3 separate regions of the Homo sapiens genome follow, and regions 1 and 3 are each linked to region 2. The links are chromatin contacts, found by Hi-C or POLR2A ChIA-PET in ENCODE. All regions are on one chromosome and are shown on one strand. The core of a region is the stretch at or near the end of the contact, and the rest is flanking DNA. Distances in the headings are between cores, read along the strand shown.

Region 1 (4,900 bases), core at 246-2,745, 1.2 Mb after region 2:
GATCAAGAGGTCAGGAGATCTAAACCACGGTGAAACCCTGTCTCTGCTAAAAATACAAAAAATTAGCCAGGCGTGGTGGCGGGCGCCTGTAGTTCCAGCTACTCGGAGAGGCTGAGGCAGGAGAATGGCGTGAACCTGGGAGGCGGAGCTTGCAGTGGGCCGAGATCGCGCCACTGCACTGCAGCCTGGGCGACAGAGCGAGACTCCGTCTCAAAAAAAAAAAAAAAAGAAAAGAAAAGAAAAAGAAATAGTAGCTGAAATTTAGGTCTCTCTTTGAGGTTGGAGGAACAGAAAAAATGAAAGAACTTATATTGTATTATGAAGTGTACATCAACTATTAGCCTAAGAACCAAATAAGCCACTAATAAGATATCTATGAAAACATTTTTCAATTATCTACAAGTTCGTTAGTCAAAATGTAAATTCCTGAAAAACTGTTTTCTAATTTGGTATTTTCAGGTCATGCAGGCTGAGTGAATTATCCTAAACAAATGTAAGTTAAATTTGCTATAAAAAATTGTAAAATAGAATAAGAAAAATAAGTGGTTTTAGGACCATTTGTTGTTCTGTACTATCTACATCTCACTCTATATTCTCTACATCCTATCGCCATTCTATCCACATCAAGAACTCAAAAACATATAGCAAAACAAACCTCAGAAACACATAGAAACTCATATATATTTATATGTATGTATTTATACTAGAGACAGGCTCTCGCCACGTTGCTTAGGATGAACTCAAACCCTTGGGCTCAAGCGGTCTTCCCACATCAGCCTCCTGAGTAGCTAGGACCACAGGAATGCACTATCATGCCTGGCTAGAAAGTCGTATTTAACTTCCTTATCCATTTATGCTTAAGCCCTCAGAGGCCATGGCAAAGTCAAAACTATTTGTACAGGAGCTATTTTGTAGGATAACCAGGAAAAGAACATTGAAGGTTCGAATTTGTAGAATGATGATGATTGTCCCGCTCCTGATTCTAAAAACAGGGGGTACACAAAAATCCAACTGATGCACATGCCTTATAGAGAATACAAGGCGCCAGCATTTGGGAGGTGGACCATCACCATCAAAGCTTTACTACTTGCTAGGCTATCTTGCTTCTTCTGCTCTAATTCACTCTGGAAGAGAGAACACAGTAGAAACAGGAGAAGGATCCGGATCATCAGTGCTCGGAATAACACCAGACCAGGAGATAATGCACAGCGATATCTGTGGTGGTTTTTCTGCCAAGGTCCGAGGGGACCTGGCGGGGCACACACACCACCCAGAAAGTCCCCATTTAAGTCAGGTGTTTCCTTCCACATGACACCTCACAATGCAAGGCCATAGCAGACAGGGCATCGCTGGGGTTGTTGCAGTTCCACCTCCACCTTCACAAGTTACTGAAAAACATACAGGGGTTGTCACAATCAGGGCTACCACCGCTGCTTCCGCCACCAGGTCCTCCTACCCATGCCTTCGCCCAGAGCCTGCAGCAAAGGGCTCCCGCCCCAAGAACTTAATTTGCGGCGAGAGTCAAGTTCCCACATCCTGTTGAAGAGGGGCCTGGTGCTCTCTCCAGCCTCCGAGGCTCAGCCCACTGGAATGCATCACAGCCCATTTGCAATGAAATAGATATTCAATTGGCAAGTGCTTAAATCACAACTGCAGGTCAACAAAGGAGCTAAGAAAATCATCTCCTCCACTCCCATCTGTATGACCAATCAAGGTGAAATTTAAGTAAACGCAGTCCATCAGCCAGTACGTTCAATGCATATTATGGAAAGAGATGCGCCAGGATCAGGGATGTGTCTGCTTGTTTGCCGGGGAGGGAATTGCTGTTGAGGAGGAAAAATAAAACCAGGTTCCTGCTTTTACATCTCCTTAGGGAAACAGAGAACACACATGTAAATTATAATTCATTAAGAATCTAAATAGGCCGGGTGCGGTGGCTCACGCCTGTAATCCCAGCACTTTGGGAGGCTGAGGCAGGTGGTGGATCACCTGTGGTCAGGAGTTCAAGACCAGCCTGGCCAACATGGTGAGACCCCATCTCTATTAAAAATACAAAAATTAGCCAGGCGTGGTGGTGCATGCCTGTAGTCCCACCTGCTCGGAGGCTGAGGCACGAGAATCGCTTGAACCCAGGAGGCAGAGATTGCAGTGAGCCAAGATCGCGCTACTGCACTCCAGCCTGGGTGATAGAGGGAGGCTCCGTCTCAAAAAAAAAAAAAAACATATTTAAACAGTGTTAATCGGGATAAAAAAGATCACTGCTGTTCTATTATCGATAGAGGAGCTTGTTATCTACGATGCTTGTGAAGGGTCTCGTCAGGAGTACTGTATTTTCAGCCAGCAACCGTTAACTCTTAAGTCGGAGTAGTTTTGAGGTAATTTCTAATAGTAAAGAGTTTTATGAAAGTTTATTTTCAGATTAAGACCATTCCCTTTTCCAGGTTTACTGGGTACAACAGATCAAGTCTCTTTAAAGAGAAAACACTGTGTGTGTGTGTGTGTGCGCATTGTGTGTGTGTTGTGTGTGATGAGAAGGGATGGAGGGCTTGGTCATGGGGGTCATATGTGTTATTTTCTTTAATCTAGGCGATGCAAACCAGTAATGCAGAATCCTATTGCTCTATAAAAATTTGAATTGCTTGAATCTATTACAAATTTTTGCCAGTGTGCTTCCTGCCTCAAGGATGGTAAGTTTCTCCAGCTTAGGGGAGAACATTCTGTCTCCTCAGTCTTTTTGTTACACCTCCTGGTCAGGCCTTTGTAGAGCAGGTCCTAAGTTTGAGTAACAAAAGGCATCACCCCCACAGAACCTGGGTCTCCTAACCAGCACACCGTCTTCACCCGCCCTGGCTGCAATCTCCGAAGCCTTAGGCAGGACGAGGGCTGGCTTTCTGGAACCGTTTCTCTTGTACTCATGATCGCCCTCACAGCCTCTTGTTGTCCTCTGATGTCACTGTACTGGGGTCCTATCATGGGTAATGATGGCAGTGGCAGAAACAAATTTTGTTCCATAAGAAGAACCAGCAGTTGAGACCGAATAAGTAAGTCATGGGTAACAAACGACTTTATCTCAACATAACTAACAATAAAGAAACTCCACGTATGGTAAAAAATTATCAAAGATTTTTTGAAAAACCGATTTGGGTAAACTATTTTATTCATTTACTGCCTCCACCATGATTAGAAGCATTACATGCAATCAAATGAAGTCATTTTATTCCCTTTTTTATGGGCTTTATATAGGGAAGAGTAACAGCAGCCACAGCAGAGATTCATTCTCCTCTTGCTTTAATTGCAAAAGTGACACAAACATATCTTAAGGAGGTAAAACCTGGCTTCCAAGTCATTTTAAATTCATTAGTTTCCCATGATTTATGGAAGTTTTGTTTCTTTTGTATTTTAAAGAACGTTCTAAAGATGAGACTTTCAAAGGTGGGCAACTTTAAAAACCATTGCTAGTAGTGGCTCATTTAGTTTCTATACAGTTATTTGTAGGTGTTAGAGTGTAGTCTATGGTAAAAAAAAATTAAAAGCAGACTTCCTGGTAAGTTAATTTCAGTAATTCAAGAGCAATAGAATTAGCTCAGGGTTTCTCAATCTTGGCACTATCCACATTTTGGACTGATAATTCTTTCTTGTGGGAGGCTCTCGTATAGGACAGATGTGCAGCATCCCTGGCCTCTACCCAACCCCTTCCCTGGCTGGTCATTTTCGTCAAAAATGCTTCCAGACATTGATAAACATCCCCAGGGGGGAAATTCCCCGGCCCACCCCCACACCCCAGTTAAGAACCAGTAGATTAGCATAATATCCAAGAAATATTTAAAACCATGAGTAATATAACAATAAAACTAAAACAAAACAAAATCCTGTTCCTAATAATAGAGATAATATATTTTTAGTTTTCCAAATGAAACTATGTAGATGAACTGACTACAAAAGGGACGATTTTCTTTCTAGGAACAGAAAAGATGGGATGTCTGTCCTTCATGCCATCTCAGCCTTTAACTGTTTACTTGGTTCATTACTTTTATGCAGATTGCTAAAACTCAAAAAGATTTTCTGAAAACTGGGTTTGTTAACTGTCAATCTGGAGGTTGTAACGAAAGCATTTTTGTTAACAGACATTTTCCCAAGGTCTGTGGCAAATGTAAAAGTTTATACCACTGAAGAGACATAATTCTGAGGAAAGGCAAAATATATGGGGGCTAAAGGAAATTAATTTCTATGAAGAGATTTTCTACTATTAAATCTGTGTTTGTGAGCAATGTTTGTGAGTAATCTGGACTAAGCATTATATGGATACATAGCAGGTAGAAATAATAACAAATTGCTTCAAATGGCTTTGGAAAAGAAATTGCAAATGAATTTGAATTTGCAAATTCAAATTGCAAATTGCAAATTGAATTTCACAATCTGATGTCTTCCAGATTGTGAAATACATCCTCTGATGAATAAGTAGAAGCCCAATCTTGATATCAGTAAGTTAAAAAGGTTCTGCAAATAACACGCACCAATATGATCCAACTAGCAAGGGAAAAAAGTAGGGTTAATATTGAAAATATCTAACAACTGGAATTGACATAGGTACCAAACAATCCCAAGGGTTGCTGATCATATATCCACCTGTACTGGTGTATATCTACCAAATATCAGCCCTAGAAAAAGGCAAGGTGCAGAGTAGAGGTTTCCATCTGTGTGAAAAGTGGGAGAAGGAAGGGTGTTTGTTTGTGAATATGTGTGTGTTTATGTTTGCATATGCACCGGTTAGCAACATACATAGGAAACTGGTGACAGTGATTGCCTCTAGAGAGAACTAGGGAAGGTCACCATGTAGTTTATTATTTGAGGAAGATCAGTTTGAGATTAAAACGGAACATTGCTAATCATTATTCCAGAA
Region 2 (4,235 bases), core at 120-2,619:
GCCAGATTCCTCTTCCTGGCAAGGTAGGGCCCCATTCTTTTTCCTTTTGAGGAGTGGAAATAGTCTGGTGTTTGTGGATCACCAGCATCCAGGAAGTGCTCCTGGGATAGCCCTACTTCAGAACTGTGAGTGATGTTTAAAGTGTTGGTGACCACACAGGTTTCTTCACACTTCTGCAGCCAGCTGGCATTCCAAACTCATCATGCTCAAATTGACTCAGTCCTAAATAACCAAACACTGTGAGAGGGTGGAAATTTGGTTTCCAAAGGGAGTTACTGAAGTTACAAATCCTGACTAAAGTATATATTTTTCACATATAAAAATAGTCTCTGGGCTCTTGGATCAGTTTTATTTTTTTTCTTATGCTTTTAATCATAGAAAATAGTCTCCCCATACTTCTTTTGGGAAACATAGTACGTTTTTTTTTTCTCCTCCGTTGATATTTAGTGCTAAGAGTGAATTTACCAAAGGGTTTGTGAATTCTGTCTGTATATCTTAATGTGCACCCACAACTTTGTAGACAGATGGAAAGATGAAGTAATTCAGAGGTTCAAAAGAAAAAAAAAAGCAGAAATGAGCAACATTTCATAATCTTCTTTGCAACTGGCTTCATTGACCTTTTTCTTACTTAGCTTCCTTCCCTTCACGGCAAGCTTTTGAAAAAATTGGGGACAATGTAATAGTGAAGTGACTATTCTATGTTTTACAGGAAGATTTAAATGAGAAACAATTGCATTGACCAAATTAATGAGCTAGATTGTAGTAGGGCAAAGGTTGCCTGGGGTGTATGCAGGGGGAGGGCAGGAGGGATTCAGCTGAATGAAGTGACAGCCCTCTTTGTTAACTTCAGACCTGGAGGTGTGCTACAGTGTTTTGTCATTGAAGGGTGTATCATCTTAAGGGCATGTAATTTGCTATTAGTTCTCAATTTCAAGCTATTTCCCTCTTAAATCTGAAAAAGTACCAATCTGAGGAGATTATGCCAGGTATATACTGAGTGAATGCTTCACAAGTGAGGCTCATCCAACATTATGGTGAACATTACTATTTAGTCTCTATAAAATTATATCAGAAAGTGAGAAGTATAGATGAGATTTGCTCCAATTCACTCAATGAATCTGGCAGGTTGGAAATAGGCTATTACACTAGACTTCCTGATGGTTTAGTGGGAATTCCTTTGCTTATGAAGCATCCATTATTGCCTGAGGCATTACTAGTGATTAGAAGGGAAATATTTCTGCTCCAATGCCTTTTGCTTCAGCAACCATAGTTTAGCCACGCAAGGGGGAATCACCTTTGCTCTGGTTTCTTGTCTTAGTGTGAAAAGTCCCTGAGCAGCAGCCTACCTCTCCCTTCTCCTCATATTTAATCAGTGAACACTGATGGGGTAGCTTCAAGAGTAGGTACTGTACTAAAGCAAAGGCTGGTGGTTATGTTGGCAAAATAGAAAATGAAAATAAAGGAAACCCTATACAGTAAGTCCTCACTTAATGTTGTTGATAGGTTCTTGGAAACTGTGACTTGAAACAAAACAACATAGAATGAAACCAATGTTTTATTCTTATCAAGGATGTTGAAAGAAATGATATTATTCAAAGACCTGTTGTATGTCATTTCACTTTAAGTCACAGTTTCCAAGAACCTATCGACAGCATTAAGTGGACTTACTGTATATCATAAAGTGGAAAGTTTGGCACAGTAGTTACAAAGGGCAAGAGACGAGAAATATGAGGCTAAATTAAACAAGGGCTAAAATTTTAGATGTTATTTAGCAGAAAAGTTATGGTAAGGGAAATATTATTTGGGATTGTGCTTCTTCTATACATTACCTCATTCATCTCTATGGTAACCCTAAAGACACATTGCACAGGCATTCTTCCCAATGAATGCATGAGGAATCTGAGGCATGAGACATTTAGTTACATAACTGACTCTCCAGCTCATTTAAGGCTGGAGATAAAGTGAGAGCCAGAACTTTGGTTCTGAATTTTCTTTGAAAGATTTTCTGGGATCTCTTCTAGCTGTGTGATTGTTATGTGTAGTTTTAAGCATTTATGAGCATCTTACCACCATTCCCAAGAAAATGATCTATGAAGAAAATTGTCTTAATCAGCTCAGGCTGCTACAACAAAATACCATAGACTAAACAAAATACTATGCAATTTGAAGGCTGGGAAGTCTAAGATCAGAGCACTGGTAGATCTGGTATCTGGTGAGTGCACTCTTCCTAGTTTGCAGACAGCTGTTTTTTTGTTATATCTTAACATGGCAGAGAGAGATGATCTCTTGTTTGCCTCTTATTATAGAGGCACTAATCTCATTCATGGTGGAGGATGAATGAGATTAGGGGATGGTTCCACCATCATGACCTAGTAAGTTCCCAAAAGTCCAACCTCCCAATACCATCACATTGGGGATATAGGCTTTAATATGAATTTTGGGAGGACACAAATATTCAGTCCATAGCAGTTGTGATGTACAATATCTCTTCATATCATTTTAAAAAAGGAACAATGGATAGGCTTTTAAATTTGTGTCTTAGCTGTCTTTCATCTAAAATTACCAGTTCTCAAGTACTCTGCAATTTAACTGCTTTCAGAATTTCACTGCCTATCTATTGATGGCATTTTAACTTTCTGGAGCCTGGCAGCCACAGTCACTTAATTAAAAACATATTTGTTTTATTAATAAAGTAGTTACCATTATTTATTATTCAATTTTCAAAATATGGTTGATAATGAACACTCATGGTTTCTTGTTGAAGCAGGTAAATTAGGAAGAAGATCAAGTCTCTCTGAGTTGAATTTACCTTATAATCAGCCTGAAAGCAAAATAAACAATATAGTGTTCTAGTGTTTGAAGGACATGCCATCATTTGCTAAGAAAACATTTAGGTTTTTGAAGATTTTGTAAAACAGTTTGATCCTCTATAGTGCATATTTTGTTACACACATTTTTTTTTTTTTTTTGCTGTGGTCACTAGTAGTGAGGGAGATGTTTATTGGGCTAAACCTAAGGAACTTCGATCACATTGGAAAAATGAGAAGAACAAATAGCAACAAATCCTCCACACATACTGATTGACTTGGACACAGTCTCTTCAGTTTACCTGTGACAGTGTCACCATGGATCATCCTGCAGGCATCTGTTTATCCTCCTTCTGTCAACCTTCAAGTAAAGGCTGTATCTGGAATGTCCTACATTTCCCCATTTATGATCTTTCAGCCCAGATTTATCTTAAATCGACTGAGATTTTCAGCCTATATAACCTTTAGGGATAATAATATCTGGAAGTTTGTCACCCTGTAACCAAAGTAGCACTTTATAATTGAATCAATAGACTTGATTGCATTCTCTAAGAGATTCAGTCTGAAATTTTGTCTAGTTAGAGTCATAGGTCTGTTTCTCTGAAGGAGGTAAAAGAGGATTCATCCAGCCAGTTGTGACTCTCAGGTAAGAAATTTACTTAAGTAATCCATGTGTACTCTCCACCTGTGAGTCTTTAGGTGGCAGTTATAATTTGGTACATAGATGACCTTGTAAGTTTGTTTTAGTCATAGATACTTTACATAAACATAAGTGTAACAGAGGATATTTATTCATCATAAAGTAATGTTCTTCTGGTGGCCACACCTTTAAGGAACATAATATAGCACAGCTTTAGAATGAAATAGTTACCAGATGACATCTTTAAGTGACTCATTGTTTTTTGAAGATCTTGGGGATAAAAGTTCAAATGATATAACTTCCAGGCAAGGGCAATTTCTTGATTATAAAATGATTAAGAAAAAAAGTTATTATATTGGAAGTCTCAAATTTTATCTTCTCACATATTTTTGTAGGTTGTATTATGCATACTGTCAACGTAGTCTCTAATGTTTTATACAAACTCTCAGGAGGAAAGGAGCTAAGTGAGTGGGAAGGATTTGCCATGAGTCATTTGTAGTAATGGTAATGGTATAGACGTACTATCTGGCATAATTAAACTGGTGATGGGAGGTAGAGTTCTCTTGTGTGCACTAAATTCCATTGTTCAATGCAGAATTTCTTAACTTCTCACTATTTCATTCACTCTTTGAGTGCGCCTGTTTTTGGTCAAAACCCGAGGAGTTGTTGGTGGAGTTAGATCGGTTAACAACATCATATCTGTAAAATGCAGGTGACACAATTACAAGGATCATTTAGGGGTGCTTATTACATATATTGTACGTACATATATAGTTCCCCCAGACTAC
Region 3 (4,426 bases), core at 374-2,873, 1.2 Mb after region 2:
GAGTTCGAGACCAGCCTGGCCAACATGGTGAAACCCCATCTATACTAAAAGTACAAAAAATTAGCCGGGCGTGGTGGCAGGCGCCTGTAACCCCAGCTACTTGGGAAAGTCACTTGAACCCCGGAGGCGGAGGTTGCAGTGAGCCAAGATCGCACAATTGCACTCCAGCCTAGGCAACAAGAGCGAAACTCTGTCTCAAAAAAAAAAAAAAAAAAAAAGTGCTGTAGTTGATGAGAAGGATTAGAGTGGGGGCAGTGGGGCTACGGGGGCTGTGGGGTGGTACGTTGGGGTTAGGTGTGCAAGGGTTGGTGGGGAGATGAAGGGTTTCTAAGCCATAGATATTTTTCTTAAAAGAAATACTGTAACACTGAACCAAGATACTAGCAGTTAGTGATTACATCAAAACATGCAAATGAATGAATAATCCATTTAAGCAAACAAGTAGGTCTGTGGTTGTTCTTGAAAATTTGCTTAGTGAGGGAAAGAGCAAAGGTGTTACTCAAATATCTAACATATTCCATGGCATAGCTCTGACCACTTGGAGTAGCTGAACAAGTTCTTTGCTATGGCAGATAATAACCCTTTAGTTACTGGATCACAAAGAGGTCCAAGGGTTCCTGAGGGATATCGGGGCCTTTGGAGGGCTGCAGCAACTTCACTACTTCAATAATTGGTAGATAGTGCACACCAACTGACCGTCAGCCTGGAAGAGTGGTGACGTGTTCTACCCACAGAACACCTGTAATCAACGACTCTTGCCACCCTCTCCCTCTTTCCTTTCTTTCTTTTTCCTGTTTTCTATTCCCTTTCATTTTCATGTCTTTGTTCCCCCTTCTGCCCTGCATTGGCTTGAGGTTTGTTCCACACAGTGCTTTCAGGTGGCACATATAATTACTATTCATTAAATATAAAAAAAAAAACTTAGCACTACTGGTGGTATGCAAGGCAAAGAAAAAAAATGGAAGCACTACAACAAATAGACTTTGAAAATCTGAATAACTGGGTGTCAGTCTAAGAGCTGCCTCTATGTTGATAAAGGCCATAATGGCGATGGAGCCCACAGTCCTGCCCAAGATGACCACACTTGTTCCTTTAGGAGCTCTCCATGCTTGGTGATACCCCTTCCCACCTGCCCAAACTGACCAGGAAGTCTCAGAGATGAGAGGAGCTAAAAACACTGCATCTTTTTATGCTCCCAAACTGATTATTGCCCAAGTGCAACTGTACTGGCCTAGTTACCCCACTATCTAGATGTCTCATCATTTAGTAACAATGTTCATCTTGTTCTTCAGTGATGTTTTAGTATGTTAAGTACCTAGTCTTCAAAATAGGCTTATACGGTACTTACAAGAAATTAGACCAATGCAAAAGCAAGCTAGGCAGTTGTCCTAAAATCAAGGTGCCTTTCTTTTATAATGCTTTATCGTTGGATCTTCAAAGATAAGCAAGTTGAAGAAAAACACTCTCAAGTTTTCATGCTGTAGACAGACTCCTGTGTTTGTGAGCCTAATGATAAAAGAAGAGGATGAATGTGGCACTGATAAAAACATTTTTTTCAAGCGTGTCACAGTATTTTTGTAAGCTGAAAGCTTTTTTTAAGCTTGCTTTGAAGTTGATAGGAGAACCTGCAAAAAGCGCAATGAGCACTTAACGATCTGTGAGAAGTGAGGTGTATTATGAAGACAGGACCACTTTTTTGTTTTGAAGAATGTAGGAGTTTTCACAATCATTTTTTTTATCATGAGTTAAGAGCAGTTGCTTTGTTATTAGAAAGACTTGGGTTCCAGTACCAGCTGTACCAATTACTGTAGGACCCCAAGGAGGGTTCTCGGCCTCTTTTAGCCTCAGTTTTCTCATCTGCTAATGGGGATAATAAGTCTACTATGTCATAGAATTATTGTTAGGATTAAAAGGAAATGTAGTAAAAACACGTAGCACAGTTCCTAGTACATCATAAAGAAAGACAATAATTGGCAGCAATTTAATTAATATTTTTAAAGGATAAAAGGAGAAAAAACTCAAATAAAGACCCAATGGAAATAGATGAATAATAGATGATAGCTATCAGCTGCTGCCTCAGGGATCAATAATAGTAAAAAAAAAAAAAAAAAAAAAAAAAAGCATCCAATTGTTGCAGGTGTTAAATCACATTTTGTTTTGCTTAAACATAACATAAAGATTTTCATTATCACATCAACTTGATCCTCTTGTAGATGCAGTCTCTTCCTGTGCCTCTCTTGCTGTATTACTCTGTTTCCTTAGGTATAAGTTCTACTCTTTGTTGACTTCAGAGTGCTGTTCTCTCAGTGTTGCCTTTTTTGTTTTGTTTTGTTTTTGAGATGGAGTCTCACTCTGTCGCCAGGCTGGAGTGCAGCGGCACTATATTGGCTCACTGCAACCTCTGCTTCCCAGGTTCAAGTGATTCTCCTGCCTCAGCCTCCTGAGTAGCTGGGATTACAGGCATGTGCCACCACGCCCAGCTAATTTTTGTATTTTTAGTAGAGACGGGGTTTCACCATGTTGGCCAAGATGGTCTCGATCTCTTGACCTGGTGATCCTCCCGCCTTCGCCTCCCAAAGTGTGTGTGTTGCCTTTTCAATGTTTGAAAATTCTTGATTTTGTGTTCATGTTTTAGTGGAGCTTGAATTCAATTGTCCACCGTTTCTGTTTGTGCAGCCCGCTTGAGGGAAGAGAGGGGTGGGGTTAGTGTGCCCGGACATGGGGCACTTTGACAGCCAGTCTTCAATCCAGGTGCTCCTCTTTCCTCCTGGACAAGGCAGCCAGCGGGACTCTGCTCAGCTTCGCCCACTCAAGGGCTCACTCGTAGTTCTCAGTATTTCTGTTGTGTAGAAGTCAAAAGTGCCCGGCTGTCCCTGCTTCATACCCTCAAGTAGTCACCCATGGGCCCCTACCTGCTCCCAATATTCTCCATCTCTGAGTGCGGAACCCTCACGGAGTGGCTCCAACTTTTATAGCTCTCTCTCATGCTCTCTTTGGGCTTTTATTACCTCGTTGATCTGATCTCTCTTCAAATCTTTTAGGGATTCCTCATGGTTTCTAACACACTGTGGGTTTGCTTTTTTTTCTTACTTCCAGTGTGATTATGTGTGTGTGTGTATATATATATATATGTGTGTATATATATATATGTGTATATATATGTATATATATGTATATATGTATATATATACACACACACAATCATATCATATATATCATATATATATATATATTTTTTTTTTAGTCAGTTATCTTTTCTATCCTTTCTAGAGATTTAGGGTGAGCAGAGCTTGCTGCCACATGAAGCTCAGCCTACCATCTTGACTGGGAACTTTTAATCACATATCTAAGGGGGAAAACATTGGTAAGACATTTAACTGCTACAAAGCATCAATATCAGAAAAATAATGGGTTATCTTAAAAGAATCACCTAAGGCTTAGGTTTATACAATGCAAAGAAGAGTGAAAAATTCAATCATCCTCAGGTATTGACAGTGTATTTATGATAACAATGAAGAGTGTGCACATGGTAAGAATAAGACAACCATCCTAAAGAAGTTAATTATTTATCTGGGCTTCTCAATTCTTGAAATAGGTCAAGGAGAAAGCAGTGTTTACTTGATCTAATGAGTACTCTTCCCTATCCATAGGACTTAGAAAATCTGAAGAGAATTTTAACTTAGATTCCAAAATTAAAGTATAAACGCTAATAACATATAAGCTAAAATTAAAGTTAACTAAAGCTGGGTCAAAATTGTTTTCACTTACAGTACTTTGTATCTAGGGAAAAGAATGAATGTATATTGATGCTGAAGGATGTCCATGGCATATAATTAATGAATTAATATTTTATTATAAAATACATATAATTTCTGTAAAATTGTATAACTAAGTTAGAACAGGTTGTGCATCATCTCTTGCTTTTGAGAGCATACTAGTTTTAAAACCTGTATCCAACAAGTGATCTCTATTACAACATTAAAATGAACTTGGGGGCAAAGGATGGATCATCAAGAAATGTATACATTTATTGAAGAGATTTTTTTTAAGTAACACTAACAAACTGATGGAAGTTACTTCAGCATCTTGATTCAACAAAGAATATTAAAGTCCAGTTTTCAATAGCAGTAACATATTCAATAGCATATTCTGCAAATATGAAATTAATTGTTCCTTCAAATGAACTAGCCATTCAATGTGAGAATTCTTGGCAAATTTTCTTGAAAAGGCAAGAAAGTTAACCTTTTTGTAGTCTGTGAGTATTACCCAGTGGTTTAGGATTTTCATGTTCAAACTCACCAAAATAGCCCGTTTAACTTTTGTTTTCAAAATTGCACATTGTAGTAATTTGAAATCATATAAAGTCAAACAACATTATTGATTTTATTAAGATAAGTGTACCTACCTCCTCATAGAAGAAAACTTA

What was found. Hi-C counts contacts between places; a loop is a spot of excess contacts on that map. ChIA-PET counts read pairs that join two places held with the same protein, here RNA polymerase II (POLR2A). Pooled maps may share reads with other maps.
Region 1: POLR2A ChIA-PET joins it to region 2 with 13 read pairs in activated T-cell. The contact joins two enhancer-like sites. POLR2A ChIA-PET finds 5 or more read pairs at or near these places in 2 of 52 experiments (activated T-cell and activated naive CD4-positive, alpha-beta T cell).
Region 3: a pooled map shows a loop between it and region 2 (2.5-fold over the local background). The contact joins two enhancer-like sites. A Hi-C loop is called at or near these places in 1 of 168 maps with a recorded cell type or tissue (naive thymus-derived CD4-positive, alpha-beta T cell) and 4 of 50 pooled maps. POLR2A ChIA-PET finds 5 or more read pairs at or near these places in 1 of 52 experiments (T-cell).

Annotation. Positions count from the first base shown.
Region 1 is chr5:39,206,651-39,211,550 of GRCh38, reverse strand. All of the region lies in intron 1 of FYB1 (FYN binding protein 1), which reads left to right. Among named protein-coding and RNA genes, the nearest start is that of FYB1, 10 kb to the left of the region's middle. Within about 2 kb of position 1,495, at least 4 of the 41 ENCODE cell types and tissues checked have a DNase peak (open chromatin) inside an H3K27ac peak, as active enhancers do.
Region 2 is chr5:40,381,570-40,385,804 of GRCh38, reverse strand. No RefSeq gene overlaps it. Among named protein-coding and RNA genes, the nearest start is that of LINC00604, 140 kb to the right of the region's middle. Within about 2 kb of position 1,369, at least 7 of the 41 ENCODE cell types and tissues checked have a DNase peak (open chromatin) inside an H3K27ac peak, as active enhancers do.
Region 3 is chr5:39,184,333-39,188,758 of GRCh38, reverse strand. The region is part of intron 2 of FYB1 (FYN binding protein 1); the gene reads left to right. Among named protein-coding and RNA genes, the nearest start is that of FYB1, 33 kb to the left of the region's middle. Within about 2 kb of position 1,623, at least 3 of the 41 ENCODE cell types and tissues checked have a DNase peak (open chromatin) inside an H3K27ac peak, as active enhancers do.